Linked DNA regions of Homo sapiens: region 1 is linked to region 2. Evidence: chromatin contacts called from ENCODE Hi-C data. All regions are on one chromosome and are shown on one strand. Each heading gives the region's core, a stretch centred on a gene start or an enhancer-like site at or near the end of the contact. The rest is flanking DNA. Distances are from core to core; before and after follow the strand shown. Region 1 holds the start of FAM218A (family with sequence similarity 218 member A). Region 2 holds the start of NAF1 (nuclear assembly factor 1 ribonucleoprotein).

The links. Hi-C counts contacts between places; a loop is a spot of excess contacts on that map. Pooled maps may share reads with other maps.
Region 1: a loop to region 2 is called in a map of CD4-positive, alpha-beta memory T cell, with 6 times the contacts of the local background. The contact joins the promoter of FAM218A here to the promoter of NAF1 in region 2. A Hi-C loop is called at or near these places in 1 of 168 maps with a recorded cell type or tissue (CD4-positive, alpha-beta memory T cell), 1 of 37 single-sample maps with no recorded cell type and 11 of 50 pooled maps.

Annotation. Positions count from the first base shown.
Region 1 is chr4:164,955,684-164,958,383 of GRCh38, reverse strand. FAM218A (family with sequence similarity 218 member A) reads right to left here and starts at 1,436. Exons shown (of 1, transcript NR_160935.1): 1 at 1-1,436. It also overlaps a transcript of TRIM61 not described here. RefSeq lists enhancers at 1,177-1,336, 1,637-1,686.
Region 2 is chr4:163,165,306-163,168,198 of GRCh38, reverse strand. It overlaps NAF1 (nuclear assembly factor 1 ribonucleoprotein), which reads left to right and starts at 1,309. Exons shown (of 8, transcript NM_138386.3): 1 at 1,309-1,836. The coding sequence starts at 1,472. RefSeq lists enhancers at 1,356-1,555, 1,576-1,695, 1,726-1,805, 1,297-2,164.

The DNA.
Region 1 (2,700 bases), core at 187-2,686, 1.8 Mb before region 2:
AAGAAAAGATTTCAGACCTGGCATTCAAGTCATAAGATTAAACCTCATCCCCTTCATTGTCCAGAACAAATCCTAACATTACTGGGTCTTACTTTTAATAGAACGATTGCCACTCTATGTAGTGTAATTACTTTGGCAAAGTTATTACATTTCTATAGCTGAAAACTAAAGCATGAATCCTATTGTGATGGCGTCTTTTTCCATCTCCTGGGAAGACAATTCTAACAAACAACTCTATTATATCTATCCAGTTTGATTTTGTCCTCTTTCTCTTCCTCCTGGTAATAACAGCCTTAATCTTTTTTGGATCATGAGTTTTTGTGGTGTCTTTCCAAATCGCACTGTATTCTATCTTTAGAGATACAAGATTATGACTTGCTGTTTCAGAATCTAGAGTCAGATCTATGTAAAATGAATTAAGAATGTTTTGTCGACCATAATGTTGTGGCAGAAGTCTAGAATCATCATCCCTTGTTAAAATGGAAAAGCTCATAAAGTTTTTGTCTTAATACCTGTTATTGATACATACCCTTATATCAGTTACTAATTATTTGAGTGAATAGTTTACTCTGCTATCTCACTTATTAGAGCTTTAAATAAGAAAATATGGTCTGAAAGTTTTGTTTTCATCTAGTGTGCGTATCATATCCTATTCTTTATATTTTCAGGTTTTCAGAACTGCATCTTATTCATTTTCCGAATAAAGCACAAAGTGCTCAAAATCAGAGTTTAATCTCTTCCTCTAATATTCGACTATCTTCGGTAGCATTCATGTATTTTTAGTTAACATAACGATTGGTTTAGTTTTGGCTTATTTAAAGCATTTTACACTTGCTGTTTCAGATGTCAGATGTCCCCTGTGAGCTTCTTCCTTGAGGCAGCCTGCTCTATAGGACAGGTGAGCCCAGCGGGAGCCAGCCCACTGCAGACCCAAACCCTCTAGTCCTTGTCACAAAAAGAGGCTGGGACCTGATGGTGGTTCTCTTCCTGACTTTTCCTGGTGGTCCTTCTGACTTGGAGTGGCCTGGCAATTTCGGTGGCGTGACAGCCGGAATGCTGCCACTAAAATTCCTCTCTGGGCACCATGAGCGGCTGACAGGGCACGCGGAGAAAACGATTCGCTTCTCCCAGGATTGGTGGAGCGACCGCTGTTGGACGAATGTGGTCGTCCCTGGATGTCTGAGCAAAGAGACACTGCCATGGCGGCCGCCGGTCAGCGTATAAGGTCTGTTAGGGAGACCCGAAGCCCTGCACCAGGAACGCAGTTTGGCTCGCCCAGCCCACCCTGCAGGGCTGGCTCTCCAGGCGCTGGGTCCGGGGAGAAGAGGACAGCTGCCCCGCCGCACCGCGCATCCTTCCATCCACTGTGGTACATGGCGCTGCCCCGGTCTCCAACGTCGCGCCACACCTTCACGGTCTCACCCGGAAGTCGAAGCCCAGAGACGGTGCCGGCCGCACCCAATCACTGCTCTGCCGCTCCGACTTCCGCTACGGACTCGCCCAGCCTCCTGGGAGAAACGCTGCAGTGCTTGGGGTGCTGAAGCCCCTTGAGAGCCTTGTGTTCTGTGAGAAAGTTGCATTCTGAAGGAACCTCAGCTGTTTGCTTTGCTCTTCTGCCACCCAACCCTACCTGTGCCAGACTGAGGGCTCTCCCTGCCCCGCCTTAACAGAAGAGAATTCCAGTTGCTGTTTTAATTTATTGAATCTTATTTATAACTGGTTGGAGAAAAATATGGTTATAATTCCCACTGAACAGCTTATTAAAAGTTACAGTAACACTATGATAATTGAGATATTGTCTTTTAGGGAATAAATAATGAAATTATAAGATGAAATATACAGATGAAATTATAAGATGTCTGGGAATTTACTCCATTGGCAGGAGAAGTTGCTGGGGTTATAAAGATTGTTAATTCAAATGATAGAAATTGGTTTCTTTTTATGTGTACGTTCTTCATAATGTTCTCTCTACTATTATGGATGTATGAAATACTCCACAATTTAAAAGCTTCCTTTTATACCCGGCATGGAAGCTCATGCCTGTAATCCCAGCACTTTGGTAGGCTGAGGTGGGCGGATCACATGAGCTCTGGAGTTTGAGACCAGCCAGGCCAACATGGTGAAACCCTGTCTGTACAAAAAATACAAAAATTAGCCGGACATGTTGGCCCGCCCCTGTGGTCCCAGCTACTCCGGAGGCTGAGGTGGGAGAATCGCTTGAACCTGGGGAGTTGAGGTTGCAGTGAGCCAGGATGGCGCCACTGCACCTCAGTCTGGACGACAGAACGAGAGCTTGTCTCAAAAAAATAAATAAACGAAAGATTTATTTCAAAAGGCTAATCATGTTTCAGCGTTATCAATGCCTCGTTCCAGAAAAGCTCATTTCTCTTACTCTTTTCTTTGAGCCGCCTCCCCGTTTTCAGTCCGCCTCAGGGCTCTCAGATTCTGTCTCCTTTGTCTTCCTCCTCACAGTTGTCCCTAATCTTAATCGATTTTCCATCCTCTACCAATTTCCTGTCTACACCCTCTTTAATCTCATAAAACTGCCAAATTAGTTTAAATCGGGATTGAGGAAAGAGCGAGACTAGGCATTGTGCTTCCATCTGGGTGTGTGTGTCTTGTGTGTGGATCCCAGGCCTGGTCTCAGATTACCTGAGTCATCTGGGGCTGGTCCCTGATATCCTCTCTTCATCCTTTTGT
Region 2 (2,893 bases), core at 60-2,559:
CAAGTTTAAAGTCCTTCTTCACTTTGGAGGATTTCCATGAAATAGCCTACCAATCCTACTTCCCATTTCTGCTGCACTTGGATTTTCTATTTCATATTTCAAATATTTTTCTAGTTATCTCCTGTGCATTGCCCTTCTCTACTTCAAGTAGATTGTAAGCTTCTTAAAACCTTACTCTTATTACACTTGCCTTGCATTTCTATGAAGATCTACTGTTGTAGATGACACACTAAATTCTCAGTGAATAATTTATAAAATCTTTAGCACAGTCCTTGGCACATATGCATGTTTAACAAATGGTATCAATGATTATTATTACTACACAGGGACTGATGCCTCAAACTGAAGACCTAATAGGAAACCAGAAAATTCTGATCTCTTCCTCAGTCCTAAGAACTCTGCTTGCTTTCTCCACAATTTAGACTAGTGGTTTCCAACAATAAGTGAGTACATTTCAGTCTCATAGTCTCATCTCTCTACTACGAAACAGTGCTAAGTATGATATAGACATCACCATAACATGAACAACACAGCAAAATTTTGTCCATTACTGCTCTCTTTGAGGGTACTTTGGAGAAAGGAAAATGGAATAGTTGTAGTTACATTTTTGAAAAAATGGTTAATACCCTATCTATCGACAGATGGATCTATTGATGGATAAACTTCATTTAACTTTCATGAAGTTACTAGCGTCTTGTCAAGACTTCCTGGCTCAAGTTTCTGATGTACAGAACTTAGCATTCTTCAGGCACCCCCCTGTTGTATAATCCCTGCTTCATTTTGGCGCTTCAAGCAGAATTGGTTCACATGCAGCAATAGGAAAATCCGACATTCAGGCCTTGAATGGTTCACATGACGCAGTGAAAACGGTCGATTTAGGGCCTCCCTAGTCCTGATTATTTTTTTTTGAGACGGAGTCTCGCTTTCTCGCCAGGCTGGAGTGCAGTGGCGCGGTCTCGGCTCACTCCAACTTCCGCCTGCTGGGTTCAAGCGATTCTCCTGCCTCAGCCTCCCAAGTAGTGGGAATTACAGGCACGCGCCACCATGCCCAGCTAATTTTTGTATTTTTAGTAGAGATGGGGTTTCACCATGTTGGGCAGGCTGGTCTGTGAACTCCTGACCTTGTGATCCGCCCACCTCGGTCTCCCAAAGTGCTGGGATTACGAGCGTGAGCCACGGCGCCCGACCCCCTAATCCTGATTTTCGAAGATATGACGCATGTATCCTGCCCCCGCGAGCGCCGTCGCGCCGTCGCGCCACATACGTCACACGCTCTTCGGAAAGCGTTGCTGCGTAAATGGCGGGGGCGTGTCTTTTGGCTCCTCCGCGTGTAGTTACCTGAGAAACGCGGGAAGTTGGGCCCAGGCAGTGTTGCTGCGGTTGCCTAAGTTGTTTTTCTATTTCTGGAGAGAGCCGTGAGCTTGTCCAGGGGCCCCAATCCTGAGGCCGACCCGGTTTCTGGCGCGGTGCGATGGAGGTAGTGGAGGCCGCCGCCGCTCAGCTGGAAACTCTGAAATTCAATGGCACCGACTTTGGAGTTGGGGAAGGTCCGGCGGCTCCGTCTCCGGGCTCTGCCCCTGTGCCAGGGACACAGCCGCCGCTACAGTCGTTTGAGGGGTCCCCGGACGCTGGGCAGACCGTGGAGGTTAAGCCTGCCGGGGAGCAGCCTCTGCAGCCCGTTCTGAACGCCGTCGCGGCCGGGACCCCGGCGCCGCAGCCACAGCCACCGGCTGAATCGCCGGCCTGCGGAGACTGCGTCACCTCCCCAGGAGCCGCAGAGCCTGCGCGGGCGCCGGACTCCTTGGAGACCTCGGACTCGGATTCGGACTCGGACAGGTCGGGTGCCTAAGGGACCCGGAGCTGTGGGGAGAGGTCTTGTATGACGGGCGGGGGTGGCTGGGGCCTAGGAGCCTAGAGGTTGCTTGTGTGGGCCCTGGAGGGTGGGCAGGTCGTTGGTGCTCCGGGCTCACGTGTTGAAGTATTGGCTCCGACTGCCCCTTATTCGCTGCCTCTCAAAGCAGGTCGCGTTGTGAATCTGAGCTTAGTACTGACTTATTTCCTAAATTTGGTGGCCTGAAGGGTTCTATGTATAGATCGTATCATTTTTTGTTAGACTTTAGAAAACCCGAGGATCTTAGGTTATTTCCGTAACTACTCAGTTTAGGCTGTACTTTTGTGGTTATAGTTGAGTTTTGTGTCAGATCTGATTTTTTTTTATCATCACATCTAGGCTTTGTTTTTTGAACCACATACATTGGGGATCAGGAAAAGTATTATTTTTTGTGTTTCAAAGCTGGCTCTTGATGATTACGTTAATTTATAGAATCCTTGCAGGGAACACGTGTTTATGAAAGTAGCCAAACAGTGTTATTTAGTAGTATCTTATGCTTCTTACGTTTTGTGAGAGCCTTTCCCCCTTGCCCCCACACCTGTCTTTTAAATATGAAATCTCTGGGCTGGAGAGGACTCCAGCATGTGGGATGTTACTAAACCACACTGAACATTGTCTACAAATAGTTGAGTGTGTTGAGTGGGGTACTGAACAGGTTAACAAGATAGACACGTGTTGAGGAGGTGAGAAGTTTAGTTTTCAGGGAAGTCATCAGCGGAGAGTGGAAGTGAAGAAGGCTGAAGGATTTGAGTAGAAGGAGAGGGTATGAAATGTACTGGGAGGGGGAAGTAACAACTGTAAACAAGGTTGGATTTCTTGGCAGTACTAAGATTGCAGTATAATCATCTTGTGGGATTTCAGAGCTCATTTTACTAGCAAAGAAAAGTAAATGGTAGATGATTTGGGGATACGTTTTGAAAGCAGAAGGGATATGGCGTCATAATAGGCCAACTTAGTGTCAGGATACTACTTCTGACTCTGTGGGTGATGGCAGAGGATACC